Linked DNA regions of Mus musculus: regions 1 and 3 are each linked to region 2. Evidence: chromatin loops called from intact Hi-C (ENCODE). Cell type or tissue: heart. All regions are shown on one strand. Links, peaks and the distances in the headings refer to the core of each region. The heading gives the core; the rest is flanking DNA. Region 1 has its middle 21 kb from the start of Esx1. Region 2 holds the start of Tmsb15b2 (thymosin beta 15b2). Region 3 overlaps Slc25a53 (solute carrier family 25, member 53).

Region 1 (10,633 bases), core at 892-8,891, 180 kb before region 2:
TGGTGGGACTCATGGCTGTAGCTGCATATGTAGCAGAGGATGGCCTTGTCACACACATCAATGGGAGGAGAGGCCCTTGGTCCTGTGAAGGCTCCATGCCCCAGTATAGGGGAATGCCAGGGCCAGGGAGTAGGAGTGGGTGGGTTGGGGAGCAGAGAAAGTGATAGGGGGAGTGTTTTTTCAGAGGGGAAACCAGGAAATAGGATAATATTGGAAATGTAAATTTTAAAAAATCCAATAAAGAAAGGAGGAAGGGAGAGAGAGAGAGAGAGAGAGAAAGAAAGAAAGAAAGAAAGAAAGAAAGAAAGAAAGAAAGAAAGAAAGAAAGAAGGAGAGAGAGAAAGAAATGATCATCATCCTTAGTCATCAGGGAAATGCAAATCAAAATGACCTTGATATACAGGTTAGAACGGCTAAGATCAAAAATTCAGGTGACAGCACATGCTGGCGAGGATGTGGAGAAAGAGGAACACTCCTCCATTGTTGGTGGGATTGCAAGCTTGTACAACCACTCTGGAAATCAGTCTGGCGGTTCCTCAGAAAATTGGACATAATACTACCAGCAGATCCAGCAATATCTCTCCTGGGCATATATCCAGAAGATGTCCCAACCGGTAAGAAGGACACATGTTCCACTATGTTCATAGCAGCCTTATTTATAATAGCCAGAAGCTGGAAAGAACCCAGATGCCCCTCAACAGAGGAATGGATACAGAAAATGTGGTACATTTACACAATAGAGTACTACTCAGCTATTAAAAACAATGAATTCATGAAATTCTTAGGCAAATGGATGGTACTAGAAAATATCGTCCTGAGTGAGGTAACCCAGTCACAAAAGAACACACATGGTATGCACTCACTGATTAGTGGAGTTTAGCCAAAAAACTACAGAAAGCCCAAAATGTATCCCACAGACCCAAAGAAGTTAAACAAGTAAAAAGGCCCAAGTGAAGATGCTTAAATCTTACTTAGAAGAAGGAACAAAATAGTCATGGGAGGCAGAGGGAGAGGGGCCTAGGTTGAAGGACAGGGAGGGGAATAGGGAGACAAGATCAGATATTGGGAGAGTCAGGAGAGAGGGTCAGAGGGCCTGGAGAATGAATGAAAATATTCAGCTGCAGTGGGTTGAGTGTAGGAAGAATCTCTAGGAAGTCCCAGAGACCTGGGATGGTAGAGGCTCTCAGGAGTCAATGCAGGTGACCTTAGTGGAAATGCTCAACAATAGGGATTTGGAACCTGAAGAGACCAACTCTAGAAACCAGACAAGACCCCCGGTGGAGAAATGGGGGCACCAACTCACCTACAAATTTTTCAACTCAAAATTGCTCCTGTCTAAAAGAAATGAAAGGACAAAAATGGAGCAGAGACTGAAGGAATGGCCAACCAGTGACCGGCCCAACTTGGGATCCATCCCATGCAGGGGCACCAAACCCTGACACTATTACTAATGCTATGTTGTGCTTGCAGTCAGGAGCCTAGCATGGCTGTCCTCTGAGAGGCTCTACCAGCAGCTGACTGAGGCAGATGCAGATACAGCCAGGCCTTGGATGGGGGTCAGGAACCCCTATGGAAAAGTTAGGGGATTGAAGGAACTGAACGGGATAGGAACCCCACAGGAAGACCAACAGTACTAACTAACTTTCCAGAGACTGAGACACCAACCAAAGAGCATACATGGTTTGATCCATAGCAGAGGGCTATCTTGTCCGGCCTCAGTGGGAGAGGATGCAACTAATCCCCTGGACACTTGATGCCACAGTGTGAAGAAATACCTGGGGGAGCACGCTTTCAGGGATGAAAGGGGGGAGATGGTGGAAGAACTCTATGAGGGGGCACCAAGAAGGATAAACTGCATTTGTTGTGTAAATAAATACAAAAAAAAATTTTTTTAAGTCAGTGCTGCAGTATGCTATTTGGCCACATGAGGGCGTACTAAAACTACTTTTTTCTTTTTTTTTTAATTGGCTATTTTCTTTATTTACATTTCAAATTTTATCCCTTTCCCGGTTTCCACCCTCAGAAACCCCCTATTCCATCCCCCTGCTCCTATGAGGGTGTTTCCCCCACGCACTCCTGCCTCCCTGTCCTCAAATTCCACTACAGTGGGGCATGCAGCCTTCACAGGACTAAGGGCCTCTCCTCCCACTGATATCCAACAAGGCCATCCTCTGCTACATATGCAACTGGAGCCATGGGTCGCTCTACGTGTACTCTATGGTTGGTGGTTTAGTCCCTGGGAGCTCTGGGGTGTTTGGCCGGTTGACACTTTTGCTCCCTCCATGGGACTGCAAACCCCTTCAGTTCCTTCAGTCCTTTCTCTAGCTCTTCCATCGGAACCCTGCACTCAGTCCAATGATTGGCTGTGAGCATCCACATCTGTATTTGTCAGGCACTGGCAGAGCCTCTCAGGAGACAGCCATATCAGGCTCCTGTCAGCAAGCACTTCCTGGCATTCACAATAGTGTCTGGGTTTGGTGACTGTATATGGGATGGGTCCCCAGGTGGGGCAGTCTCTGGATGGTCTTTCCTTCTGTCTCTGCTCCACACTTTGTCTCCGTATTTGCTGCTGTGAGTACTTTATTTTTTAACTCACAAATTTCCAGCACCTTAGGAGGAAAATGTGTGGGATATCTGAAATATCTATTCTCGGGTTTCTCCTAAGCTTCCTTACTGGACAGAAATAGAAGGACTTAACAAAGCTAGAATGTCTTCAAAAATCCAGCTTCTGTGTGGGCTGCATGCATTGCCAGTCCCTTTTGCCCTACCAGGGAACTGCTTCCAAATACACCGTATCTCTTGTTCTTGACCTCCAATGCTTTGGCGCAAAAACTAGGATTCTCACTCATGAGTCAGGCTGATGTGAGTGATAACCACAAAAATAGAATATGACAATGCAATGCAATCTGGAGAAATGGCTCAGTGGTTACGAGTACTTGCTGCCCTTGAAAAGGACCAATACTCAGTTCCCAATACGCAAATGGCAGCTCACAAATGTCTGCCAAGCCAGCCCCAGGACAGCTGATGCACTGTTCTGGCCTCCTGGAGCCCCAGGGACACAGGTGGTGCATGAGAAAAAGTCACAAAATATTTGCATAATAATAAAATACATAAAATTTTTTTTCAAGAACATGGAGGTGTAAGAAAGTGATTGTGGTGAGAATCTCATGCTGGCAGAAATGTCACCCCTCTCCTAGAAACTTTTAGTACTAGTAGGAACGGATGCCTTTCCAAACTGGTGAAGGAGGAGATAAGAGCCTTCCTTCATCACTCTTCTGAAATCACACAAACTGCCTAACGGGAGCTTGCTCTCCCCCAACCCCACCCCAGAAGGTAAGGAAGCAGAATTGGGAATGATTTGCATTTCAGAACTAAACACTAAAGTTTAGAAAGGTGCCAGCTGAAAGGCAGTGAAGCAGACGGAATAAAAAAGATCAGACACCTTAGGGGGTTTGCCAAGTCATCAGAGTTACCACGGCCTAAGAAAAGGTTCAGTGAATTGGGGATGTGTGAATACATCTATCAGCCCAGTACCTGGCAGGCTGGCTGATCCAAATTCAAGGACCACCTGAGCTACACAGCGAACTCAAGGCCTGTCTGGAATGTACAGTGAAACCCTGTCTCAAAATAAAGTAAAACATTAACACAATTGTAAAGCAAGTTGCTTGTTCTTTTGTAACTGCCTTTACTCCATCTCCCCAAAACATTCTCCTCTGTGTTTTTTAAAAAGCAGAAGGAAAGATGGGTTAAGGCTCCTAGACAATTGATACTACAAGAAGATCAAAATGTATGTCTCACTTAGGGTTTTACTGCTGTAAGCAGATACCATGACCAAGGCAACTCTTGTAAAGGACAGCATTTAATTGGGGCTGGCTTACAGTTCAGAGGTTCAGTCCATTATCATCAAGACAGGAACATGGCAGCATCCAGGCAGGCATAGTGCTAGAGAAGGAGCTGAGAGTTCCACATCTTGATCTGAAGGCAGCCAGGAGGAGACTGTCTTCTACAAGCAGCCAGGAGGGGGCGCTCTTCCTCACTGAGAGGAGACTGAGCATCAGGGGCCCTCAAAGCCTGCCTACACAATGACACGCTTCCTCTAATAAAGCCACACTTCTTCCAACAAGGCCACATCCCCTAACAGTACAAGTTCCTATGGGCCAAGCATATTGAAACCACCACAATCTACCAAAACTATTAATCTCTCAGAATAATAGAATGAAAACATCTTGTGCCCACCCTTTATTTTAAGAGAATTGACTACTGGTGTAATTACAAAATAACTACTTTTTTTTTTCTGCCTGCAACTGAGGGTAGAGGTAACATGTTCCAAGTCACACCACCTGTAAGGTAAGGAATGTGTGTCTTTCATCAAGGAGCCTATATCAGCTATCATCTGACTGCATGATATTTGCACATTTCATGTTTAATAAGTTTTGAATAAGTAAACTTATAATTATGAATTGGAAGTTAGTCTGAAGGATTTTTTTATATATAAAGTAAGATGCCACTTCAAACTGACAAATCCAAGGGCTTCCATTTCCCATGCCACGTTTCTCTTTAGAGACATTCTGTCAATCAGTAGATTCCTCCAGTATGTCTCTCTGCCCAGGCCCGTGCTGTGCTACTACCGACATCAGCCATGTCCAGAGCATCCTTGATCACATTTGTCTGCTCCTTTATTTCACCATTTTCTTCTGCAAGAGATCCTGGCTGTATTTAACCTTTTAGCTCAGCATTTGATAACCGAAGATCCCTTGGAACATGTCTTATATTTGGATTTGTTCCTACTTGTACGTTATATTTGCCGGCATGCTTCTCCTTTTAGTTATAGTCTTCCAGCTGATTCTCCGGAGGAAGTTAAAAGCACTCACTCTTAAAACCGAGGAGGATGCTTGAAACCTAGTTGTCCAGCAGAGGGAGCTCTTGATCAGTGCAGGGTGAGTCTGGCAGCTAATGGCCCCAAACTGCAGGCCAGCTCTCAGCCTTACCAAAACACTACCTCCTACTTCTTAAGAAAACCTTGTTTGTTTGGTTTTGTTTGTTCTTTTTTTTCCCAACGCCAGCACAAATAACTGGATATAACTAGTGACAGTACATGGCCAGCTACAGGTATCCTTTCCAACACTATATATGTTCAGTTCATAATCTAAGATGCAGAAACAGTAGGAAGATAGTAGTCTCTGCAGCAAGCATTTAATCAAGGTGCCAAATGCCTCCAAAATAATAATTATTGTTCTAATTATAAAATACTTGATGTGAGCCCTATGGCAAGTGGTTTGCCTTTGCTTAAACTTTCTGAAAACGTCTGTAATACAGAAACCACGTTCCCCCCCCCACACACACACACACACAGGTTCAAAGAGGCTGATAAAACTTTTCTTTTCATATACGAAATCTATCTTAGTTGAATGAGAGCCCCACACGTGTCTAGTGTGCTCTCCTACTTTTTTGTATAAAAATAGCAACAGAGATGAGGATAGTAAATGTGGGGCGGCAGGATGGCTCACTGGGTATAAAGCCTGGCCACCTTCCATCCTCAAGACACCCACATAGTGGAAGGAGAATCCTCTGCCCTCGAATATTCTCCTGTGAACAATGGCAGCATGATCTCATGATATCGCTCCCCCTCTAAATAAATAAGTAAAGTTTTTTTTTAAAGAAGAAGAAGAGGAGGAGGAGGAGGAGGAGAAAGAGGAAGAAGAAGAAGAAGAAGAAGAAGAAGAAGAAGAAGAAGAAGAAGAAGAAGAAGAAGAAGAAGAAGAAGAAGAAGAAATGGGTAAAGCATGGTGATGTACGTCTATAATAAAAACGTACTTGAAGGGTAAAGATATGGCTCCACTGGAAATGGTGTTTCCACCCAACCTGAACAACAAAGTTCAATCCTCAGGGCACACGTGGTAGAAAGGGAGAACCGACTCCTATCCGTTGTCCTCTGACCTCTCTACCTATGCTTCGGGTACAATTGCATACAGAGGGAAGAGCAGGCAGGCTGGCAGACAAGATAAGACATGGATGCAGTTTAAATTTTTTAAAGAATCGTAAATGTGACTCACATAACAAGAGGGAAACTAGGCCTGGTACTGGAAACCCAGGGCTAGTGACGTCATGGGCCTTGGAAAAGTAGTACGACCAAACCATCATAATCCCTATCTACACTCTAAATGTTTGTCCTTATTCCCACAGAGAAGTGGAGTCCTCACCCCTCATCAAGGAAACTTTTCTTTGCAGTAGATGGAAAAGGTTTGGAGGGACGAAAGGGAAAGTGGGCAGTCCTGGCCAGGGACGTGTGCCACACTTCCCACATAAAGAAACGTGACCTGTGATCCCATAGGTCCAGAACATAGGTCTCCATGCTAAAGGAGACCCTGAGGCCCTGAGAGTTTAGCCAATAAGCTCCCATGCCCTGATATTCCTCCCTGCAAAAGTTATTTAATCTCTGGCCTACCCTGAGCAGTTGGCACACATCCATCTTCCAAGATGAACAACCAACAAGCAGTTTGGAGCCAAGGACTGTCTCTTTCATCTACCACTGCCATGGGGAGCACAGAAAAAGCCTTTGCCTACAGAGCTGTGCCCCACCTAAGTCTTCAGTAGAAGGCCTCTCTGCATTTCCAAACAACCACTGCTATCTTCCCCCAATAAGCTAGGTGGAGCAACCAGCCCAGGGCCTCCAGCTAGATGCTGTCCTTAGCCCACAGGCCCCAAATGATCCCAGCCTTGTCATGGGCTGTGGACTCCCCCTTCCTCCCCCCCCCCATCCTTCCATCCTTCATTCCTGACTCCTCTGTGCAGCACTCTAGTGATGACTGGAGGTCTGGGGGTCAGGGAATACCAGTTTGATTTCCCACATCTCAGACTGTGTATTCCCACCCTCTGAGCAGTATCTTGGCACTTCCCTACAGCCCACCACAGGCCCAGCAGCCACATTGGAATATACAGTCAAGCTCCCCAAGTTTCGCCTCCCCAGCAGCCATGCCCAGCAGCAGAGTAGAACAAAGCCCCACACATGAGTTTTAGGACATCCTGAACTTCACAATGAGCTTGGGGCCAACCTGTGAGATCCTGTCTCAAGAAAAATCACAGGAAATATGATCAAATAGGATACAACAACATGGGCTAGTTAAAGGGTGGTTCACACTTTTAGAAAACTTGTCATCTAAAATTGTATTTTCATTATGCTTGTGTATATGATAGTGTGACCGTCTGTGTATATTTGATGTGTGTGTGTGTGTGTGTGTGTGTGTGTGTGTGTGTGTGTGTGTGTGTGTGGTGGGGTGGGGTGAGGGGTATTTTGGGTATGTGGTGTGTGTGTGGTGGTGGTTGTGTATGTGGTGTGTATGTGATGTGTGTAGTATGTGAGTGGTTGCAGTTGTGTGTGTGGTGTCTTTGTGGTATGTCTGTGTGGTGTGGGTGTGGTAGGTATGTGTGTGGTGTGTGGTGTGTGTTGTTGTGTTGTTGTGGTGTGTGTGTGTGTGTGTGTGTGTGTGTGTGTGTGTGGTGGTTTTGTGTGTGTGGTATGTGTGTGTGGTGTGTGTGTGGTGGTATGTGGTGTATGTGGTATATGGTACGTGTGTGTGTGAGTGTGTGTGTGTTGTGTGTTTGTGTGTGTGTGTGTGTGTGTGTGTTGTGTGTGTGTGTGTGTGTGTGTGTGTGTGTGTGTGTGTGTGTGTGTGCGCGCGCGCGGGGGTGTAAAGCCAGAGTAGGTTGTCAAATGTCCTGCTCTATCTACCACTCTCTGCCTCATTTCCCTGAGACACTGGCCTCTCACTAAACCTGAAGCTCACCATTTTATCTAAGCTGGCTGGCCATGAGCTCATGAGATTCACGTGTCTCCACCCTACAGTGCAGGAATTTCTAATCATCCTAGATTTTTGTGTGTTTGCTAGGTATTCAAACTCACGCACTCATACATGCACAACCAGCATTCTTACCCGCTGAACTATCCCCTCAATCCTTGAAGTTACATGCCTAAAACAATATTTGTTTATAGATTAGTGCATCTCTCAGCTCTAATCTGGGAAGCTTTTATTTGCAGTAGACGGTAATTATCACAGAGACCCACAACTGGCCAGGATGCAGAGAATAAAACCACTGTAGAATGCTCAGCATACGGGGGCAAAATATAGCACTGCTCCACCCAAGGCTAAGAGATGGAGCAGAAAGATTGTAGGGGCAAGAAGGAGGAGAATAACTGTAAGAAACATCTTTGGCATATATCAAGGCACCTGTACATATAAATTAACAATGCTTGTGACAGCATTCAGAAAAACCTTTGCAATCCCAGGCCAGACCAAATCCTTGTAAGTAGAGGGGAGTTGGGCATACAATACCATACAATACCACCCCTAACCATTGAACACATGGGGGTTGTTACGTGACGGGAAGGTATGGGTTAGTTTTCTCTGAGACTGTGGCTCCTAATTGTTCAACCATGTCCACTGAAAGACTACAGAAATAAACATTTTGGGCAGCACAAGTTTGTCTGGAGGGTATTTTTTAAAGGATAGACAGTTGATTGATAGGGAAGGAGATTGGATCTAGAAGTAGTATGGATGAATACGGTTAAGACACAAGTTGTGCAAAACTCTCAAAGAACCACTAATACTAATTTATGTTATATTATATTTTAGGCAGTCTTTGTGGCATAAAACTAACTCCAGCACTAGGAAGAATGAAGCAAGATCATGCATCATGAGCTATCAAGTAAACTAAATTAGCTTTTTTAAAAACTGTCTTCCCGAGACAAAGTTTGGAGCTGAGACGAAAGGATGGACCATCTAGAGACTGCCATATCCAGGGACCCATCCCATAATCAGCCTCCAAACGATGACACCATTGCATACACTAGCAAGATTTTGCTGAAAGGACCCTGATATAGCTGTCTCTTGTGAGACTATGCCGGGGACTGGCAAACACAGAAGTGGATGCTCACAGTCAGCTATTGGATGGATCACAGGGCCCCCAATGGAGGAGCTAGAGAAAGTATCCAAGGAGCTAAAGGGATCTGCAACCCTATAGGTGGAACAACAATATGTACTAACCAGTACCCCAGAGCTCTTGACTCTAGCTGCATATGTATCAAAAGATGGCCTAGTCGGCCATCACTGGAAACAGAGGCCCATTGGACACGCAAACTGTATATGCCCCAATACAGGGGAACGCCAGGGCCAAAAAGTAGGAGTGGGTGGGTAGGGTATGGTGGGGGAAGGAGTGGGGGAAGGGTATGGTGGACTTTTGGAATAGCATTGGAAATGTAAATGAGGAAAATACCTAATAAAAAATATTTTTTAAGGGGCTGGTGAGATGGCTCAGTGGGTAAGAGCACCCGACTGCTCTTCCGAAGGTCAGGAGTTCAAATCCCAGCAACCACATGGTGGCTCACAACCATCTGTAACGAGATCTGACGCCCTCTTCTGGAGTGTCTGAGGACAGCTACAGTGTACTTACATATAACAAATAAATAAATAAATAAATCTTAAAAAAAAATATATTTTTTTAAAAAAACTGTCTTCCCAATAAACCAGAGGAAATCAGAACTTTTCCACCCATCCCGCTCACTAAATGGGCCTGAGCAGCCTGTTCCTGTAGCCTGAAAAAGGAGGGGGTTGGACCAATTAGCATAGTTTCTTTTAGATTAATTGCAGCCCTGCCTCCAGATACCAAACATCAAGGCATATTTTGGGCCTTACTCTTCCACTAATTACAGCCCTTCAAAAATCGGATTTTTATCTATTGCAATTTTGTTTTGTTCCAGGTGACCTGGAACTCCTCCTGTCTCTGCCTCCCAAGTGCTGGCATTTAAAGCATGCACTGCCACACCCAGCTACAGTCCTGTTTCTTAGCACCTGTCAGAGCGGTCACTCTGTGAAGCAACCAGGACAGATGTTTCTCCCCAGCCAAGGTGAAAATACTTGCAGGGTCAAGTAGAAGCCATTGGGGCTTGTGATAGCGAGAAGTCTGATACTAATAGTCTTGGCTAAATATGCTTGCATAATTGTCTCAATGTATCCCTGGAATATCCAAGAGGGCTGTTGAGAGCCTAAAGGAAGCCCAGCTGGCTGATTTGACTGTCAGTCCTTTTTGCTCAGACAGCCAGGGCAGCAAGGGAAAGTCTCACAGCTCTTAATTAGGGATCCAAATTGCTCCATTCCCACAATATCTTTGTTTGTTTATGGGGAAATTGATGCCAAGGGTGCTTACAAATATCAATGCAAAGAACTCTCATGAATATTAATAAGGAGAATCTTTACAGTTGCTAAAGGGCAAGGACAGTGAGATGTCCCAGTGAGTAAAGAGAAAGGCATTAGAATGCAAACCTGACAACCTGAGTTCCACCCCTAGGACTCACATGGTGGAAGGAAAGAAACAGTACCTGTAACTCAGCTTTCTGAGGAAGAGAAGTGTCTGTCATATTTTGCCTGCCTGGCAGTAGCTGTTATGGTTCTATGGGCTGTATAGACTAGCCTCAAAGGGTAACTAACTGCACTGCTGTATATGTCATCTCAAGATGTCTAAATCACATTCATAGTCAATTCTTTCTAGAGAAGAGGAACACCAAGGAAAAGAACCTTCTATTATCCTAAGCAGGGCCGGCCACCATGAAGGCATTTTGCAAAGCCTTACAAAACCACTC
Region 2 (10,633 bases), core at 1,212-9,211:
CTTGCCTGACATCATTGGGAGGGAGGCCCTTGGTCCTGTGGAGGTTTGATGCCCAGTGTAGGGGGATGCTGGAGTGGTGAGGCAGAAGAGGATGGGGGAGAGCACTCTCATAGAGCTAAAGTGGAGCTGGGAGAAGGCAGATTTGGGATGGGGGGTTATGGACGAGTAACTGGGAAGCAGGATACCATTTAAGATGTAAATAAATAGAATGATTAATAAAAAAGGAAAAAGAAATTAGAAAAAAAGGAATGTGCCCTTGAAAGACACATTAGCATCTGGGCCACTCCTCTTCACTTTTTTATTCTCATCTTTGTGCTCTAAGGTTTAAGTTAGTGACCACCCTAGAATGAGCGGCTTTCACCATATATTCCTACCATGATATATTGCCTTGGTACAGCCTGTAAGACAGCAGAACTGAGACATATTGGAAACCTCTACAAACCCAACCAAAACAAACAACAACGTTGTTGCAAGCTATACTATGCAGTCAGATGTTAATTACGTAGGCTCCTGACATGGGAGCAATGCCACCATGTTGTGTCCTTCACTACTACTAGCATTGGTGGAGGCTGATCCATTCTTCTCCTGACATGGGAGCAATGCCACCATGTTGTGTCCTTCACTACTACTAGCATTGGTGGAGGCTGATCCGTTCTTCTTGCCACATTTTCTAAAGAGGGTCTCATTTCCCAAGAGCTCCTGAAGATGACCTGGAAAACATCAAATAGAAGACAAGGCACTTCTGCTACTATTGTTGCCACTGCCATCCCAGACAAAAAAAGTTTTGTTTCACATGTCACAAAGGCACTGAGGCTTCAGCCTTTCCCAAAGGACTTGAAATATCACAGCCTCATTTTCGAAGAGTATTCTTTTCTTTTCTTGAAATATGTCTTTAATTGAAGAAGTGCATCCCTCTTTCCTCCTTCCCTCTCTTTAACCCCTCCCCAGCTACGGTGCCTTGAACTTCTATACATCCATTGGGCTTATATACATGATTGAACTGTAGGCAAGCCTTTAAAACATTTTTTAAGTGCATAATGACTGATGGGGGAGGGCCCAGTTCATTGTGGGTGGTACCATCCCTGCACTGGTGGTACTCGGTTCTATAAGAAAGCAGGCTGAGAATACCAGTAAACAGCAATTCTTCATGACCTCTGCATCAGCTCCTGCCTCCAGATTCCTGCTCTGTTTGAGTTCCTGTCCTGACTTCCTCTGATGATGAACAGTGATATGGAAGTATAAGCTGAATAAACTCTTTCATCCCCAAGTTGCTTTGGTCATGGTATTTCATCACAGCAATAATAACCCTAAGTAAGACAAGTTGGTTCCAGGGAGTGGAACCAAGGAGAATATTGCTGTGACAGACAAGACCATGTCTTGGGGGAGAATTGTGGAAGGACATTGGGATTTGGAGTTAGAAAAGCTACTGAGTGTTGAGATCTCAGTGAGCTGTTCTGTGGGATCTTGGGAGATAGAGATGTTGAACTGCGGACAATCAAAGTGTGGCTTGTGAATTCTCCGAGGGAAGCAAAGACTTTACTCACCTTTTTCTATGAGGAATCTGTGGTGCTGGTCATCTGGAGCTGAAGAATCAGCTGTGATTAACAAGATAACAGAACTACTAAAGCAAAACCTTGTGTTTTTGGGACAATTGATGCTGGTTAGCTGGAACTAAGAAATTAGTAGTGATTAAGAAGAGACCATAATCACTGAGGTGAAATAGTTTGGGAAGTGATTCCTGATCATCAGCATACAGAAGCTGGGCTCCAAAAGCAGCCAAGTTTGAACCTCAAGCTGGCAGCTGGACTTGGTAATATGTAAGAGTCACCCAGGTGGCACTCATTTTGAAGGCATGAAGGCTCATGAGAGCAGGTAAGGCTCAGCACTGTGAGAAGCCAAGGGATGTCATTGTTGCTCAGTGGCAGCTGGTGGCCCAGGATTGAAGTGGTCATGGTAAAGAAGTTGAGGCTCAGCCTCATAAAAGGAGCCTTTGAGAACCTTTTGGTCAAAGTATAGCTGGGTTGCAACAGAAGGCCCTCTCCTTCCCTCCCTCCCTCCCTCCCTCCCCCCTCCCTCCCTCCCCCCTCCCTCCCTCCCTCCCTCCTTCCCCACCTCCCTCCATCTCCTTCTCTCATTCCCTCCTGACAGGGTTTCACTGAGTTGCTTAGGCATCTTTTGGACTTAAGATCAAATGACCTCTTGTGGAGCCTCCCAAGTAGCTCAGACCACTGCTCTGTGCTGCCACATGTAACTCTTGTTTCTTTCTTGATTGTAAGTTTTCCTTTGTGTCTTGGCCCCCAAGTTGCATCTAATATGACTAGTCCATGTCTTAAGATTTGTTAAGTGTGTGCGTGTGGGGAGTGGGTTTCTCATGTTTTCCCACTTGGCCTTGAACCTGATATTGTGAGACCCCCATTTAGAGTTTTTCTCCCTGGAAGAAGAAGCTCTTTGTTCTCTATAGCCAGCAAAAAGCATTTTATTTCTATACTTTACAACTAGAGATGCGATCATTGTAAAAGACCCAGCCAGGCACTTGCCTTGCTTCCTGTGCTGAGGACATGGAGATAAAAATTCAGAAAGAACTCACTCCCCAATCCGTCTGACTTTTAAATTTCACCAAGGACACCCAGAAGAAAAAAACTCTGCCCAGCTCCTCCCAACTCTTCCCAACCCTCTTCCCAACTCTTCACAATCCCTCAGCTCGCTGTTAAAAGCCCCCTAATTGTCACTGCTTGGTGCAAACTACCCTGCCCTGCAAGGCAGAAAGAGTTCATCCTCAGCTAGCTGATAATATAACCTCTTGCAGTTTGCATCAGGTGTGGTTTTCTCTCGAGTCATTGGGGTGCTGGCCAGCTCATCCCGGGACTTGAGCAGAGGCCCAGCTTCGAGGGTCTTACAATATGTAGTTGAGGATGGTCTTGAACGCCTCCTTGATTTGTCTTTATTTCCCAATGATGGGTTACATATATGCACCATTATGGGCAGTTTATACGGTGATAGGGCTTAAACACAGGACTTCATGAACACTAGGGAAGCATTCTGTCAACTGAGCTATATGCCCTGATGGTGCTGTTTTGATGCTTCCATATGTAGAACATGACTTGTGATTCTGGTGTGCAGTGAGTAATAGCCAGGGACCCTGATAAACATCCTTCTGTGTCTAAAACAGACAGTAAGAATAAAGAATGATCTTGTGCCAAATGTCAGTAGAGCACACCATGAAAAACCCTGCCGTATTCTGTAGCTATACATATAAAAGGTAAAACTTGAAAATTGCCAGGTGCTGAGCATCATGGCATGAGGGAACGTCCAGAAACCACTGTTCTTCCCTTCCTTCAGTCACAGAGGAGTAGGGTGTTGTGCTGAGAAAACTATAGTTTGGGAAGGAAGCTACAGAGGTAGATGGGAGGAAGGTCTCACCCCCAAATTTACAGCTAACTTTGAAACAAAGCTTCACGCCACAACTTTTTACTACCTTAAAACAAACAAACAAACCAAAACAATAACAACAACAACAACAACAAAAAAAAAACAAATGTTTTGATGGGGAGAGGGTTGAATCAGTAAAGGGCTTGTTCTGCAAGCATGAGGATCCAAGCGGGAATTGACAACATCCACATAAAATGTCAGGCATGGTGGCACATGCATGTAATCCTAAAGCTGGGACAGCAACAGCAAGAGGACCTCTGGAACTCTCTGGTCAGGTATTCATGCCACAATCGTTAGCTCCAGGTTCAATGAGATCCCTGATTTAAAAAACAAAAAAAAATTTTTTTGAAGAGCTGTAGAAGAAGAGCAGTATCAATTTCTAACTTCTACTAGTATACCTGTCCATGCACATGTATGCACATGCCCACACACATCTACACCTGCACAATACACATATACACAAATACTAACAAACACATAGCACACACATACCAAAAAAATTTTGGGTTGGAGGCTGTGAATCTGATTGTAGACTTGGTTGGCACACACACAAGGCCTAGCATCAAGCCATAGCAAGGCAGAACATAGTTTGGGAAAGGGAGAAACAACTTACTTGTTCAGTAGGAAATAAGATCCACAGCACCAGCTAAGCAGAAGACTAAGGTTCAGTTCATAGCCTCACATCAACGTGACTCAACTGCCTGTAACTCCAGGGGATCAAGTGTCTTTCTTTTAGCCTCTGTGGGTGGGTATATTAATACATGCATACAGGGACATTTTCAAAATGCTAAGTTTTGTATTTAAGAATTGAAGATAACAGATTTCCTTGTTTCTATGTTTTTTTTAAGATTTATTTTACTTATTTTATGTATATGAGTACACTGTAGCTGTACAGATGCTAGTGAGCCATTCATGTGGTTGCTGGGAATTGAACTCAGGACCTCTGCTCATTCCTGCCCTGCTTGCTTTGGTCGGCCCTGCTCACTCTGGCCCCACTCAGTCCGGCCTACATATTTATTATATCTAAGTTCACTGTAGCTGTCTTCAGACACACCAGAAGAGGGCATCAGATCTCATTACAGATGGTTCTGAGCCACCATGTGGTTGCTGGGATTTGAACTCGGGACCTCTGGAAGAGCAGTCAGTGCTCTTAATCACTGAGCCACATCTCTCCAGCCCATATCTATGATTTTTTTTTATTTTTGGTGTGGGGTGGTTTTTGGAGACAGGGTTTCTCTGTATAGCCCTGGCTGTCCTGGAACTCACTTTGTTAGGAGAACAATGGCTTCCCTTTGGTTCAGGCCTGAAAGGGTCAGAGCATGTTTTAAGACTAATTTGTGGTAGCTGTTTAAATTTAAGCTAATTGCTTTACACACAACTTTTAAATGTTTATGTTGAAATGTTAAGTTATGGAATTATGATGATTTACAACCAAAGCATGGCACAATGTAAATCAGTTCACATAAAACCTAAAGAATATTGGAAAATTACATAGACCTACCATTTTTTCCTCTTAAATATTCTGAGTAAAATTAACACTACAATAATTGTTTTGTTAATTTAAAAGTCATTATTAATATTTCATTTTGTGATCATTAGTCATTTTTGGCATATTTGAAATGTTCCTTTCAGGACTTGAGATCAATGAAATCAAGAGCTAATGAACAACTATATTGGTTTAAAGACATAATAAATCTAGAGTTGAATACCATCATATAAAAATAGGTACAAGTATACACAATATGATTCAGCCATAAAGAACTACGTGTCTACATACAGGATTCTGTAGGATATTTTTCTAAGAATGCAATTACAGGTTTGTTGGGTGTACACACTTTCAGTGTAACTGAATGCTGCCTAACATTTTATGCAGCACACACAGAGTTCTTCCCTTCCAATCTGTGTTCAACAGTTCCTGTTGCTCCACCTGCAGGCCAGCAGACGGCACTACCTGACATTAGTTTTCCAACCCAGTGCCAGTAAAATGAAGTCTCATGATTTGATTTTCCTGCTTGTTAATAATGCTGAGCATATTTACATATGTCAGTTGGACATTAGGATCTCTTCTTTTGTTAGTCATTTATTCAAGACATTTGTCAGGTTTCTAGTTGAGTTTTGTCAGTTTTTAAAATTAATTATGGGAGTTATTTGTTCTCACTTCAATCCTTTGTGTGTTCTCTTTACAGTGTCTGTGTGTTTCCTGAGGAGCAATTCTTCTTTGAATAGATAGCCTTAGTTTTTCCTTTCACATTAACTTCTCAAAATATATTTGGAATTGACTTCACGTGAAATGTGAGGATGGGGGCTGGAGGTGAGAGTGCTTTCTTAGCATGTGCAAGGCCCCAGGTTCAACCCTAGCATGTAAACACTATGAGGCGAGATGTTCACTTTCAAATTTTCTAGATAAATATTCGGGTATTCTTATATCATTTGTCGACTAGCCTTTTTCTCCATATTCATTTATAACAAAATACTATCAAATATGGAGCATTTGTATATCCTGAGTCAACTGTCTCACTGTTCTCTATGTCTGGGCTATGTTGCCATTGCTTAATGTTGCATCTTCAAAATAATTCCTGGCTCAGGTGGGGAAAGGATGGAGGGAGAGTGTACTGAGATCGGACGATGGGCTTCTCTGGGATGAGCTAGAGACCTAGGGCGATGGAAACTCCTGGGAATCTATGAGGATGACCTTAGCTAAAACTCCTTGCAATGGGGGATATAGAGCCTGAGCTGCCATCTCCTGGAACCAGGTGAGACTTCCAATGGCGAGACTGGGACACCAACCCAGCCACATAACTTTATACCTATAATTTGTCCTGCCTACAAGATGTGCAGGGGGAAAAGATGGAGCCAGTATATGCCCGGGAGTTGGGCTATCTGCTGGAACATGTGTAACCTCTCAGGGACCTCACCTTTGAAGAAAACTGCCTCTCCCTTTCCAAACAACCGTCAACTGTCAGTACTTCTCAGCTGCCCACGCTGAGATATGGTCTTATTTTAATTTTGATCAGGTTATGTACCTGTAATCACATCTGTTCAAAAAACACTGTAGTAGTCCAGTGCCTCTAGCTCTTAAAAATCGTTCTGCCCCTCTTCTGGGAAAACCCCTAAGCCTTGCGAGGAGGTAACTGCAGTTTCCATCTTCTGTTTCTTGTGCATCAACCAAAGTTCTAAGTGAAAACTAGTGTCTGTAGATTGCCTTGTGCTAATTCTAAAGTAGTTCTTCTCCTGGTCAATGGCACAAAAAGTCTAAACTGTCACATGATTACATAGGCAATGTTCAGGAATGCATGGCCCTGAACCACTGACTCTCACGTCTGCATTACGAGCGGAGCAGAGATTAGACAGAGGTTACTGAGCATCTGTTCAAAACAGCAGCAGCAGCAACAACAACAACAACAACAACAAAAGCAACAACAAGAATGCAGGGTACAACTCATTCAGTTTGGCCCCCGAAGTCCAGATATTAAAATTTAACTGGGTAAGGTATAGCTGTTTAATGTGAGGCTTCTAAATCGGCGGAGGAATGAATGCATTTGTAAGGAAGGAATTGTGGACCCCAGGGCTAAATCTGTGGAAGAGAAGGGGAACTGACCCTTGCCAATCATTATCTCTTAGGCATCATCAAGCCATGCTATAGGTGGGCTGCAGGTAAACAGAACAGAGACAGCCACCCAGAACACTAGACCTGAGGAGGGGGCGTGTCAAGCCGGGATTTGTCCAATCAGAGACGCCTGTGTAGGGATTACATTTAGACCTTCTGTTCAATCATAGAGGGGATGGGCGGGATATAGGGGCGGTACCCGCGGCAGAGTTAATCAGTTGGTCACTGCACCCCTGAGCACAGTCCTGATCCAGAGGTAACTGTGGACATAACTGCTGGCCTGAAGAGAGTCTTGGAACGGGCAGGTGAGAATCTCCCCTGGCATTTGCAAGGCCAAGCACAGTGGCGACTGCTAGTGCTTGCTCTATTGTCTTTGTGTTTTAAGGCGGACCAAGCTGTCTGCTCACCCTCTGTCCAGCGCTGTGGTTACAAAGTTGTGAATCCCAGTTTTTCTGGCTTTCAGCATAAAAGAGGGCCTTCGGGTATCCTTGATTGAATGACATTGTGTTTGGCCATGTGGCAGCTTTGAAGATAACGATTCTCCACTATACTTTGGTCAACAGATTGTGTCCTGCCCCACTGGGGTGATACAGAAGATTTCTGCCTTCTGACCTTTGGGGTCTTTTCCTATTGTTCCTTTCCTGATCCACTTGTGAAATTCAGAAGATACCAGGGATGGCTCCATGTGTACCTTGCTTTCCTACCTAGTAACAGTGAAAACTGTGAAGTAGAACTTAACTCTATTTGGCTTACTTCATTCTGCTGAAGTTCTGAGTCTCAACCTGTTTATCTTTCCCCCTTACATGTTTACTAAGGCTACAAGAAGATATAGTGTGAAACTTGTATTTGCCTTTCATTCATACTCTAATGGTTAATATACCAGCTTTCATCATCCTTTAGAAGTCAGTACAGTGTTGTATGACAGTTTTTCTGTATGATGCTCACCACCATTCCCAAATACCCTAAAAGTAACTGCCTAGAAGGTGAAAATGCTCAGATAGTCCCTCACGTCTTCCCTAGTCAAATCTAGCCCTTATTTGCTCTTCTATTCTTATCTGCTAATTTTTGTCACTTCTATTTTGCCTTTGCTGGGAATTTTAAAGTGAGCCACACCCCCACGTCCCCACTGCTGGTTTCTAGAGTATCTTGCTTTCTCCAGCATCTTTGTCTGCTCTCATTTACTTCCACCAGAAATGAGCTAATGCATTGCAATCAGAGGACTCTAAGACAAACACGACTTTCTAAGATCCGTTGTTTTGGAAAACAGCATGCAAAACATTCACTGATAGTAAATGAATGTTTTTACTGTGACTCTTAATCTGATCATGGTTCTAGTGGGCAACTTTGTTTTGTCTTTCTTTTAGACAAGATGAGCGATAAACCAGACTTGTCAGAAGTTGAAACATTTGACAAAGCAAAGTTGAAGAAAACTAATACTGAAGTAAAAAATACTCTTCCGTCGAAGGAAAGTAAGTCATGGGGTTTCTAGTAGGGAAAGTTGGTGTAGTCAGTCAAGAAACCTATGCTATGTTCTTTTACGTTTTTCACGAGTAAATAATATCTTACCAGACTTAATAGTTTCAAATATCCAGTAGCCGATTCTGTTACTGGGGATATGTAAGTGCTTTCTGCATAACAAACATCAGTAATATAAAGAAACAAAAGCTATTTTCTGTTGAAAATTATGAAACTCACGTTAAAATTAATCTTGAAATAATTGACCAAAAATCAAAACAAACAAACAAAAAAAAAACCAACCAAACAACAACAACCAAAATCCAGGGATATACACTTGTAATTGTGGTGTTTGCTGCCTTGACAAGGTTGAGTGTGATCTTGTCCCCCTAGTGGACTGTGCCAGTGCTTCTGACCTTTTGTAAATGGAGTGACTTCAGATCTCGAATATGCTTGCTGCCCCCAGACGCAGAGGTTTGCTGCTATTCCCCGGATTTTCAGCTTCCTGGAGAATATCACTCACAAATGCTGTGCCATGCTTTGCCCTCTGTTACACCAAAATTATCAGACAGTTCCAAAAAGCAGACAAAACGGTCTGAAAATATACCTTTCCTTATTGGAGTGTGGTAGATGTATTGTTATGGAGTACTTAATTTGCCATTTAGTGTCAAATAGTGGCATCAGCATACACCTACCTTAAGTGGAATATAAAACATATAGTTGATTCAGATTCTAATGGATATTATAAGGGTTGCTATGTACTCTCACATAGCACTTTGTGAGGATTTGTGGGTGCTACCTTACATAGTATTTTGAAATTAAAGCATGTATGAGGCCATTTGAAGATTTAGCACAGAATTCTTTTTAATGGTGCAGGTTTCAAACACCAGGCCTTAGTTCACAGTAGCTAAGCCTTGTACAAACTCTAGGAAGACACTAGACATTAGAAAAATCCTCTGCTAATGATATATAAGTATATATATGTTTATGTATATGTATATGTGTATATGTATATATGTATATGTGTATGTGTATATGTATATGTATATGTATATGTATATGTATATGTATATGTATATGTATATTCGTTTTTCCAGACAGGGTTTCTCTTTGTATCCCTGGCTGTCCTGGAGTAACTCTGTAGACCAAGGCTGGCGTCGAACTCAGAAATCCTCCTGCCTCTGATCTGAGTGCTGAGATTAAAGGTGTGTCCTACCAATGCCCGGCTCTCTAATGATATTTTCATGTTTCTTTTTTTATCCCTAGCTATCCAGCAAGAGAAAGAACACAATGAAAGAACATAAAATGAGACTCTCCTTTCAAGAGCAACAACAACATTGCCTAACAGTCATGGCTCTAGGCTTGTTTCTGTAACCCTATGCAATATATAGACATGTTAGGCAGCTCCTGGTAGATCCATTTACTACCCTGGCTGCAAAGGTCAGCATTTGCTATGAATCATTAAATTTTTTTGGTACTGCTCACTGGTGTGTAACTTCCTTGTCCACACTCTTTTGTTGGCCTTGGTGCATATAGGTTTTTCATTTGCTTTGCAAGGCAAGACAATTTTAACCTACAGTAGGTGCTCAGTTGCTTTATCATCTTTGTGACCTTGCATAGTTTCACAGCTCCTTGGGCCTATTTTCATTTCGACTGTGACATTAAATTATAGTCCCAAACTTCCCATGGTACACTCTTTGTAGCCTAAGGGATAAAATTACACAAGGGTACTTGTTTCCAATAAACATGGTTGGAAGAAAACCTCTTGAGCAGATTGCACATGTGTGAAATGTGAGGAAGTGCTACTGAGTGATGCCTTCCTTTTGGAATGAAAGAATGTCAGCATAGGGCCTAAATTGATGTCTATGGGATGGAAAAGATTACCGTGCATCCTTAAAATTGTTTCTCAACTTAGTGGAAACACCCAAACCTGGAGTTGGATGTGGAGGGAGCAGAAGACACTTGATAAAAGATCCTGTAAGTAAAGACAACAGAGTCTTCTACTGAGTGTGCACTGAGAATGTAACCTCTGCAGATGACAAATTAGTTCATCTCTTTTCTGGTCCTTGCACTGAATAGAGTTTACTGTCTTAAGAACCAAGCATTTTGATTCTTTTAGTGAACATGAGAGCTGCTGATTTA
Region 3 (10,633 bases), core at 984-8,983, 59 kb before region 2:
TGCGGGCAGCCAGAGCACCCACACACAGAAGAATTAGGTGAAACTGATTTTTAAAAATCATTTCTCCCATCCAATTGAAAGTTTTCTTATTTTGACCACCACCTCTCCACCACCCCACGCCCACCTTCTACTTCCTAGTCACCCTAGCTTCTGTCTCTGACTGTAATGGAATTAGATTTCACAAAGGCAAGAACATGTAGTATTTGCATTTCTCTAAAAGCCTGGCTTGGTTCACTTCATATAGGAAGTATCTGTAAATGTTGTACCTTGTGTCAGGTCCTTTTTCCTTTGAGACACAGTCCCACTATGTGGTCCTGAAATGACGTGAAATTGACTGTAGAGACCAGGTTTGCCTATAACTCACCAGTAGCCTGCTGCTGCTGCTTCGCAAGGGCTAGGATTGAAGGCCTGCACAACCACACCCTCTGTCTCAGCTCTAGAAGTGGAAACTTTGAGTTCAAAACAAGGAGAAAGTTTTACACCACTGGTTCAGACTTTTTAATTAATTAAATTTTTTAAATTAAAAAAAATTAAATCAATTAATTATATTTAATTTAAAAAACACAAACAAGTGGGAGAGTGTACTTAACAATTACCTAAATGTTGTTGGGGGTTAAATGAAAGATAAATGTGTAAGCACTGTTCCATTGTCTACAGCCCCTAGATTACTTCTAATCATTTATTATTTACTCCAACAATATATATTCTGTGAGATAATCCTGTCATTTTTATGAATTACAATTTCTAGTTCAGCTCATTGCTTCTTTCCTCATTAGCACATGAGAGGTATATATCGCTACTATGCCCACGCTTCAGAAGATGAAGCAATGGAATAAATAGCAGGCTTCAGAGTTTTGCTCACAATGTCCTGGTTCTGATCCAAAAATAAGTAGAGAGTCCAACCTAGAAATTCTGGCCCTGTGCTTCAGGCATGCAGGGAGAGTTAGGTATGAGACACAAAAGTGGGAAACAGTAGAACGTTACAGATTCAGAAATGGCACGTTGAAAGTCAGGATTGGCCCAGCAGCTTAAAAGAATCACAATAAACTGTTCTTATAAGAAAATTCATTCTCACATCAGAATGATTGGTACGCTTCCAATCAGCTTAGACTAGAAATTGGGGGAAAGGTTCAACAGATGAGAAAGGGACAGGCCCAGCTCTTGTTTTAGCAGAAAAAATTCCAAGTACAAGAACAAGTTGGCCAATGCTCTGGCCCTATAGCAAATTCCAGGTCATTTCAATGCCCTGCAACTCCCAGGGTTGACCCCTGGCTAGAGTTTGGAGATGGCTGGAGAACTGGGAGGTGGCTCCCTCAAGCTGTGTCTGAAGCAAACTTCTAGCTACACCTCTGGAAGGGATCAGAGGCCTTTTTCTTTCTCTCAAGGCCACATTGAGAAGGGACCACTGAATGGAGGAAGTAAGAGATGGGCCTAACTCTTGGCTTCTGCAGAGGACACATCACTGTTCTGGGGGCTTGGATCCAAAGCATCACTCAGTTGTTCTTGATAAGAGAAGGGAGGCACACGGTTGAAAGGAGCCTTGAGATTCTGGAGAAGGTTGTTGCTGCCCAGAGTCCATCCGTACTCTGGGGATCCCATTCGGATGAATTTTACGCAGTGTTCTAGGCCACTGGTTGCACATTTCCACTACTGGTGGGAAGATTCTTCTGAGCGCCAAGCCTGTGCTGAGTGTTGTATTCGGGGCTCTGGGGAGCAGAGGAAGTAAAGCTTCATTTTCTCTCCCTCTACAGCCTGCTAGTTGCCATCTAATTTGGAGCTCAGGAACTGACAAACTTTAGAGGGCGATCTGTCTTCTGTTAGTGGCGCATGCCTTTGATCCCAGCACTTGGGAGGCAGAGGCAGGCGGATTTCTGAGTTAGAGACCAGCACGGTCTACAGAGTGAGTTCCAGGACAGCCAGGGCTACACAGGGAAACCCTGTCTCGAAAAAAAAAAAACACAAAAAACAAAAAAAGAAAGAAAAAAAAAAGAAAAACCTACTGTGGACAGGACACCAAACTACCCCAGGAATGGGTCTGAGTGGACTCATTGATATAGTGCTTTAAGATACTTGGAGGAGGGTTTGGGGAGTTAGCTTGTTATAGAAACAATATGCCTTCACAGTGAGAAATATCACCCTGCACACTTAAGAGATTGTTAAAGGAAAATCTCTTTACTGGAAAAGTCTGGCCAGCTGTTGCTAGTGCCCAAAGAAGAACAGGCCCCTGATAGAAGATTTTACTAACTTATATACACCTTAGGCTTATTCATTTTATAGTCTCTGTAGTCCTCAAATTCCTTTCATGTCCAGGACCCAGCTTACGCTTTGAGCAATTTAAGAGGCAGGAGCCTGCAAGTCTGGCCACCTGGGCAGATGGGTGATTCACACAGCAAGGATTTTGCCAGAGTTTTAAAGTATGCTAGTGTTCTTTTCAGCTTGCCCACCTGGCTGAATCACACTTTTCCTGATAAGACCGCAGGGAGTGCAATTACAGCCCAGGACTTAAGGGCAGCTGTGACCCTGTAGCTATGCAGGGACAGATCCTAAAAATAGATCCCTGTTGAAGATACCTTCTTGGGGATGCACCTAATGGCCGCTCAATCTTGGTAAACGGAGATGCACATCCTAGCACAGCAATTTTGCTTATCTCAAACAGGCCTGCATAGAACACTACTCATCTCTGAGGTATTTTGGAGGAATCCATCGCTGAGCTAAGTTCTGCTCTCTGGTTTAATGTCTCCTGAGCAAAGAGGTTAGTGAGGCCTTTATAACATCCAGGCTATCAGTTTGAATTTCTTCTGCATCAGTCTCTGGAATAAGAATCATTGGTGGGGCTGGAGAGATGGCTCAGTGGTTAAGAGCACTGACTGTTCTTCCAAAGGCTATGAGTTCAAATCCCAGCAACACATGGTGGCTCACAACCATCTGTAATGGGATCTGACGCCCCCTTCTGGTGTGTCTGAAGACAGCAACAATGTACTCACAGATATAAAATAAATAAATCTTTTTTTTTTTTTAAAGAATTGTCGGTGTGCAAATATGAGGACCCTAGTTCAAAACCCTAGCACCCAACAGGAGGATCCTTGGAGACCTGCTGCCAGCCAGCCTAGCCCCAGGTTTAGTGAGACTCCCTCATCTCAAGGGAATAATGTCCAAAGTGAAGAGCAGGACATTCAAAGCCCTCCTCTGGCCTCCATGACAGCTCCCCACCCAACCCCTACATGAATGGAGTTTATCTTCAGAATCTCTTTAAAAACTTTGTGTTGGGGTAGAGGCTAGGGGAGGGTTTTGAATGTCCTGCTCTTCACTTTAGACATTAATCCCTTGAGATGAGGGAGTCTCACTAAACCTGGGGCTAGGCTGGCTGGCAGCAGGTCTCCAAGGATCCTCCTGTTGGGTGCTAGGGTTTTGAACTAGGGTCCTCATATTTGCTTTTTTTTTTTTTTTTTTTTTTTTTGGGTTTTCGAGACAGGGTTTCTCTGTATAGCCCTGGCTGTCCTGGAGCTCACTTGGTAGACCAGGCTGGGCTCGAACTCAGAAATCCGCCTGCCTCTGCCTCCCGAGTGCTGGGATTAAAGGCATGCGCCACCACGCCTGGCTGGGTCCTCATATTTGCACACCGACAATTCTTTAAAAAAAAAATTTATTTATTTTATATCTGTGAGTACATTGTTGCTGTCTTCAGACACACCAGAAGGGGGCGTCAGATCCCATTACAGATGGTTGTGAGCCACCATGTGTTGCTGGGATTTGAACTCATAGCCTTTGGAAGAACAGTCAGTGCTCTTAACCACTGAGCCATCTCTCCAGCCCCACCAATGATTCTTATTCCAGAGACTGATGCAGAAGAAATTCAAACTGATAGCCTGGATGTTATAAAGGCCTCACTAACCTCTTTGCTCAGGAGACATTAAACCAGAGAGCAGAACTTAGCTCAGCGATGGATTCCTCCAAAATACCTCAGAGATGAGTAGTGTTCTATGCAGGCCTGTTTGAGATAAGCAAAATTGCTGTGCTAGGATGTGCATCTCCGTTTATCAAGATTGAGCGGCCATTAGGTGCATCCCCAAGAAGGTATCTTCAATAGGGATCTATCTTGAGGATCTGTCCCTGCATAGCTACAGGGTCACAGCTGCCGTTAAGCCCAGCTCTGTAATTACGTTCCCCGTAGGCAGGAAGAACTGGGTCCTGGAAGTCAGGAGGGTGGAGGGGCTGAGCCGGAAGAAAGATTAAAAGCCCTGGTTGGTTGAAGAGTTCCACAGAGCTGGCAAGCCTCAAACATTCTAAGGCTTGAATTGGAACACTGGTCGATGTCAAGGTCTAAGTAGTGCCAGTACATGGGTCTGATAAAAACCTGCAACACAAGCTGATGCCAAGAGCTAAGGAATTCCTTGATTCCCAGGTCCAAACAAAAGTGCAGGGTAAAGGTCCCCAATACTGTCTTTAACACTAGTCCAAGCAGGTCCTAGCTAGGCCACCAGAGGGAGCACTTCTCCCTTATAAGGTAGAAGTGGTTCCAAGCCATGGAGAGTTCACTGCAAATCATAATTCTCCCAAGTTTGCTTTATCTCCTCACATAGACAGTCTGTGGAACTAGGTGTGCATTAGGCAGAGGACTAGTGCACAGAGGAGAAACAGCACCAGAGGAAATGGGAGATCACTCACAGTGTCACAGGCTAACACAACAGCAAAAGCCCCGCCCCACCCCACCCCCCACACTAAAACTGTCTTGACTGGGGCTATGCCTTCCTTCAGAAGCCAGAGCAGTCACCTAGAATCGCTGTGTAGTTTCCGCAGTGCATCGGTAGAATGTGCAGGATAGCAGTTCTGGTATATAGGTAGCCTACCAGGCTTAAGCCATCAAGTTTTCTGTAAAGGCACGTGGGGAACACAGAAGAAAAAGGAGTTCAACAACTTCCAGTGAAAGGCTCGGTGGTCTTGCCCCTGATGTCTTTGCTTATCGAAGGGAAATGGATCCCAGGAGGAGTGCTTATAATTGGGACTTACTATAACCTGGTGTGATGACACAAACCTTTCAGCCCCGAACTCCTGGGACGGAGGTGATAGATCCATGAGCTCTTGAACAGACAGGGGAGGCATGGAATCCTCCCTATCAGTATCATTTACGAGCAATTCTTCATGTATCTATTGACCATATGTATGTATGTCTTTCTTCAAGAAATGTCTATTGAAGTCTATATTATTAAGTTGAGTCATTGTTTTATTGCAACTGAGTTCGCTGTTTGAGACAGGGTTTCTCCGTGCAGCCCTGGCTATCCTGGACCGCACTTGGTAGACCAGGTTGGCCTCAGACTCAGAGACCTACCTGCCTCTGCCTCCTGAGTGCTGGGATTAAAGGCGTGCGCCACCACTGCCACCTAGTGCAACCAAGTTCTTTATAGATTTTAGAACTAGCCTTTTATTCCATGTGGCTTGTAGAGACTTCCTTGTGCCCCCGAGGTTGACTCCTTGCGCAGCTCTCTGGGCTGTTCACTCCCATTTGTTTATGCTGCTCCTTGTCTCCTCATTGATTTTTTTTTTTTTTGTTAAATCTCCTCCTCAAATTAATTATACAGACCAGTGTCATTTTTTTCTCCACTACTTTTTTAGGTCTGTTTTTCAGTTGTTGGTGTTGTTTGACTGTACTAAAACGGGACCATTCCTGTTGTCCTTTAATGCACGTTTCAATGGGGGAACAAAGATACTCTTCTTAAATTAAACAAAGAAGATTTCCTTCAACTTTGCCTAAAACCATACACGCTTAAAATGATACATTACCTATTTTCAATGAAACTCCCTAGCTGAGTTATATACTCAAGTGGTAGTCATTTACAATGGGACTCTTGTTCCCACTTATGGCATCAATAACATGAAAGGGGTATTTCTAATTTCTGGTAAATTATGTCAATAATACAATTGTGACAATACTTGACAGAGAAAGATTAATTGTAAGATTAATTATCATCAGAAGTTATAGTCATTTTTTCAAACTCAGGGCCACACAGTCAGGAATGCAATTGCAGCAGATCTTTGTTTCAGGTTTCCTTTCACAGAGTAGCCTTAAACAGTTTCTAGAAGGAAGCAACCCACAGTTCCAGCAACTTGTGAAACCCTCCCACCAACCGAAAAGGAAGTTAAGGTCAGGACACATTGATTAGAGGCTCCCATCTGGCTCCCTGCTAGATCTCTCCCCAGATTGCAGCACAAATTAAATCCAGCCCCCAGGACACAAATAACAACAGGCCATTCCAACTGGCCTAGGTAGGTCTGTTCTGCCTTTGTCCTGGAACCAGGAAGATGCTAAGATTAAAGCCATTCTTTGAGAACTAAAGACCCTTCCAGAAAGGCCAGGTTGGGGGTGGAGAGTCTCTGTAGAAGAGCTCTGGTATTTAACACTAGGAGGAAGACTGACTTTCCTGTTCAGGTAAGTAGGCTCCTGAGGCCTATGGCTAAATCTTCAAGTGTATAGTTCCTGATTTTTTGCTTCATCTTTTTAAAATGTTTTTTTTTAAAGATGACTTGTGTTTAACTTAGGGTCTCATACATGCTAGGTAAGCATTCTACCATTAAGCTGTACCTCCACCCCTTGATTATTCTTTTTTGTAAGTTGTAACATAGCTAAGGGTGAGGCAGAGGCATCGAGAATTTCTCTTCAGCTTTGGCCAAAATTCTGTATACATTAATTTGCCTGTTTTATACAGATGGGTTTTTGTATTAATAATACATGCAAGCATTTAGGCCCAAAGCCAGGCCTTATAGCTGGAGGATCTATAAACTGGGTGGACAGTGTGTTAGAGGTTTTAGATTTCTAAGGTGTGTAATAACCTCATTACAAGACCGTCAGTAGGAGACTCTCTCTCTCTCTCTCTCTCTCTCTCTCTCTCTTGAAAGGTAATCAATCCAATGCCCGTCATGAGTGATGTCTTTTTCTCCTCTGTGCACTAGTCCTCTGCCTAATGCACACCTACTCCCATAGACTGGCTGGGTGAGGAGGGAAAGCAAACTTGGGAGAAGTTTTGACTTTGTAGCCCTTTCACTGGAAATTGGCTGTGAGGTCGGAATGGTGCAGTCTCATGGGAAGAGTCTGGGGGACATAACTTACATTTTCATTAGTCACAGTGTTTATTTACTAGATGTTACAAGGCTGGGTTTGCTTTCTTTTTAATCATTACTTGAGAGGGAAATATAATATTTCCAATAACATGTATGGACATTTTATTCTCTTAATGTGGTAGAATTTAGATTGCAGGCGTGTGTGTGTATGTGTGTGTGTGTGTGTGTGTTGGAGGCAAGACCTTTCAGTGTAGCCAGACTGGCCTGTACTCACTGTATCCCTGATTCTGCCTCTCCAATGCTAGAATTATACCACCATACTTGACTTCAGTTCACTTTTAAATTATTTTATAATTTGCATATGTCAATAGCTTTTATGGGTGCTTCATTATTTCTGTTATCAAGAATAGATTCCTAGTACATTGTTGGATTATTTTGTTAGCGAGCACTCAAAGATATTTGCTATAGAATACTACTACCAATAGACCTCGTGATGATAAGCCACATAGTGTCTCTTGTTTCATTTATTGTAAAAGTTCATGTCTTAAAGTTCATGTTCTAAGCTTACAGAGATTTATAATTGTGCTTTCTTCTTTTCTAGGTAGATGCCCAGTGACGTCAACATGTAGTTTCCACAACGTGTAAGGTTTTTCGAGAGTGGCCAGGGGATGGAAATATTGGACTAAGGAATGGTAAAAGGCTACAAATATCAGTGTTTTAACCATTATTTAATTGCTTTCTTGATCATTACATGATTGTAAGCTTGTGTGTGTGCATGCGTGTGTGTCTGTACTATCATTCAGTGTAGAAATTGGCCTAGCCCATAGCACCTGCTAGGCAAGTCCGTCATTACCAATATATCTCTCCAACTCTATCATTGCTGTTTTGGGAAGGTTATTATTTTGCCATTTGGAAAGCACCTGTGCATAGGCTTTATCCTGTTTGGGGTACAATAGATTTGTATATGAAAAAATAATCTTGTTATGTATGGGTGCTGAGTCAGAACTTCTTAGCAGTAGTCAGGATTTAAACTAATAAAAAATGCTCAATGTGGTTTCTTCTTATGTCTTGAGAATTTAGCTGAGGCTAAATTGGATGAGTACCATTGGCACCAAGTAAGATCATGTGTTTTGCACTTAACAGATAATTTCTTTGTCTGTGGATATGGGAGTACAGCTGAGGCATCCCATAAATCCTATAGATAAACAGTTTCCACCCTCAATTATAAGTATTTTTTTTGATCCCCAGGAAACTAGGTAAGATATGAGGAAGAATGTGATTAACTTAAATGCCTCATTTAAAATTTCACTCAGAGGCTTTGTGCCCTTCTAGAATTTTCTAAGTATGGCCAGAGTTCTCAGAATAAAATGTAGAGACACCGAATGAAATAATGCCAAGTAGCCACCAGGTGGCGAAATTGCATATGGATTTAAGCAGCACAGGCAAACCAGCCTCGGTATCTAGCCTAGAGGCCATGTTTATGTCTGTATCTGGTTTTCTGTCAAGGCTACAAAAGATCAAGTGGTGATTTTATTTCTCTTTATTCCCTTGGTTTTAGAACACTTCCATTCCTGCCCAAGGCTTCTGTGGGAGCCATGTGCCGCTGTACCTGCTGTGGGAGCCATGTGCCGCTGTACCTGCTGTGGGAGCCATGTACTGCTTGCTGTACCTGCTGGGTTACCAGGTAGAAGAAAGAAATGATGCACAGTGTACTTCTAGTTCTTCAGCTGTTAGGATTCTAGTTCCCGCATCCCTGATCATCCCTGGATTTGCTACCATGAGAATGGACTTAAAGGATGAGGAGGAAAGCAAAATTAACATTTTTGAGTCACCAGATACTCTAGTTAGAAGTAGAGTATTATAACTTACCTTAATTACTATAAAAATATGAGACCCTGAAAGATTAATTTGTTGTTTTATCTATCACTTTAATTTAGCAATTTTTTACTAGGCTTTGCCAGTATTACTTCAAGTATAAGTGCTGTAGGTCCTCAGCTCTGTATTATTTTCAGGCAACTTGAAGGTAACATTCATTTTAGAATACTTTCTTCCATAGTGTTAGAAGATGCAGACATTTAAAATGGCAATCCTGATAGGAAATTTAAAATCCGGAATAATAATCCAATATCTGGCCAGTGTTCAGGCTTACTTGGTTGTGTCATTAAAAAAACAGTTTGCAGTTGCTGTATTTAAATCACGGTCCAGACAAGGTTTATATGTTGGATTCACTTGAAGTGTGAACTACGAGGCATTTTCTGTAGAGGAAAGCAGAGTATTAAATCAGTTAGTCCTCCTGTTTAGGAAGTCATAATCTTTGTCCTCAACGAGTTCTGTTTTGTGGTTTGGCTACCTGCTCCAATAGATTAAACCTATGGCTTTCCACAAGTCCTCTGTTACTGACCTTACCTTCAGCCCTGCTTTATTCTTTTTATTTTTAGAAAAGATCTCACTGACTATCATAGGTTGACTTTGAATTTGTTCTGTAACTTCAGCAGGCCTTCAACTTGCTAGCCTCCTGCCTCAGTCCTCCAAGTAGCTGAAATTAGTGGGCTATGCTTCCAGGTCTGATTCGCTGTGGGAAATAAGATATTATGATTTAACAGGCTCAGGTATAAGTTGTCAGATAACCAAATTACAATGGGTCAAACAGGATGAGAATTCATCTCCCATTTCTTTTTTATTTTTAAGATTTATTTATTTATTCTATGTAAGTACACTGTAGCTGTTCTCAGACACACCAGAAGAGGGCATCAGATCTTGTTACGGATGGTTGTGAGCCACCATGTGGCTGCTGGGATTTGAACTTAGAACCTTTGGAAGAGCAGTAAGTGCTCTTAACTGCGGGGCCATCTCTCCAGCCCTTGTTTCTCATTTCTTAAGGGTTTACTGTCCTATCATCTCCACAAATGTGCTATTTGTCCTCAGGGTACTAGAAACACCTACAGCGTGTACATTCACACTGAAACCATCAAAATGTAGCATGGGGAAAGAGAACAACATGGGAGATAACCAGCTGTCTCTGCTGTAAAAAAAAAAAAAAAAGTAATTCAGGACTCTTATATTACCTAGAACATTGCCCGGAGCATGTAATTGCCACCACTTAAAGTCGAAAACACAGGAAACCTGTTAGACTTGTGTGTACATAGGTAGAGGTAGGGGACAACTTGTGGAAGTCAGTTCTCCCCCTTTACCATTACAGTGTGTTCTCCCCTTCCACCATGTGGGTCCTGGAGATTGAAGTCCAGTGGTCAGGCTTGGGGTCATACCTTGCCACCGTGAGCTATCGCTTGGCCTGGAAATGAGTTAAAGTTCCACTGTTTTTTGTAATAGCACTCTTGTGTCCAGCTCTGCAATTCCAGTGGTGTTTTCCAATCATAGTGTCTTGTCTCCCTAACCATAGTTGGTTAACATATGCCTATGCTATCTAGGTCAGACTGTCAGAAGTCATCTTTTTGATTGTCTTTCTGAGGTTTAATTGGAGAAAAATAGTGTGTTCTAGTTTGTATTAGGCACCTAAGTATTCTCTCTCTCTCTCTCTCTCTCTCTCTCTCTCTCTCTCTTTCTCTCTCTCTCTTGTATG

Evidence for each region. Hi-C counts contacts between places; a loop is a spot of excess contacts. Peaks named below come from ENCODE experiments on the same cell type or tissue, not always from the same donor. Only the 100,000 strongest peaks of a DNase experiment are listed, where the experiment ranks them.
Region 1: a loop joins it to region 2, with 2.2 times the contacts of the local background. A loop is called at or near these places in 2 of 42 quality-filtered maps.
Region 3: a loop joins it to region 2, with 3 times the contacts of the local background. A loop is called at or near these places in 8 of 42 quality-filtered maps.

The regions. Positions count from the first base shown.
Region 1 is chrX:137,136,156-137,146,788 of GRCm38, reverse strand. No RefSeq gene overlaps it. Among named protein-coding and RNA genes, the nearest start is that of Esx1, 21 kb to the right of the region's middle. In heart, for the core only: CTCF peaks have their summits at 1,915 (motif pointing right), 4,026 (motif pointing right) and 4,913 (motif pointing right); no DNase peak of the experiment used is centred there.
Region 2 is chrX:136,954,607-136,965,239 of GRCm38, reverse strand. Tmsb15l (thymosin beta 15b like) reads left to right here. Exons shown (of 4, transcript NM_207267.4): 3 at 8,401-8,505; 4 at 9,758-10,252. The coding sequence ends at 9,795. Tmsb15b2 (thymosin beta 15b2) reads left to right here and starts at 7,261. Exons shown (of 3, transcript NM_001080967.4): 1 at 7,261-7,341; 2 at 8,401-8,505; 3 at 9,758-10,252. The coding sequence starts at 8,406. The coding sequence ends at 9,795. In heart, for the core only: a CTCF peak has its summit at 5,352; no DNase peak of the experiment used is centred there; H3K4me3 peaks cover 688 bases.
Region 3 is chrX:137,013,361-137,023,993 of GRCm38, reverse strand. Slc25a53 (solute carrier family 25, member 53) reads left to right here. Exons shown (of 7, transcript NM_001082412.2): 5 at 7,655-7,745; 6 at 8,612-8,737. The coding sequence starts at 8,649. Among named protein-coding and RNA genes, the nearest start is that of Slc25a53, 20 kb to the left of the region's middle. In heart, for the core only: CTCF peaks have their summits at 4,473 (motif pointing right) and 8,459 (motif pointing right); no DNase peak of the experiment used is centred there.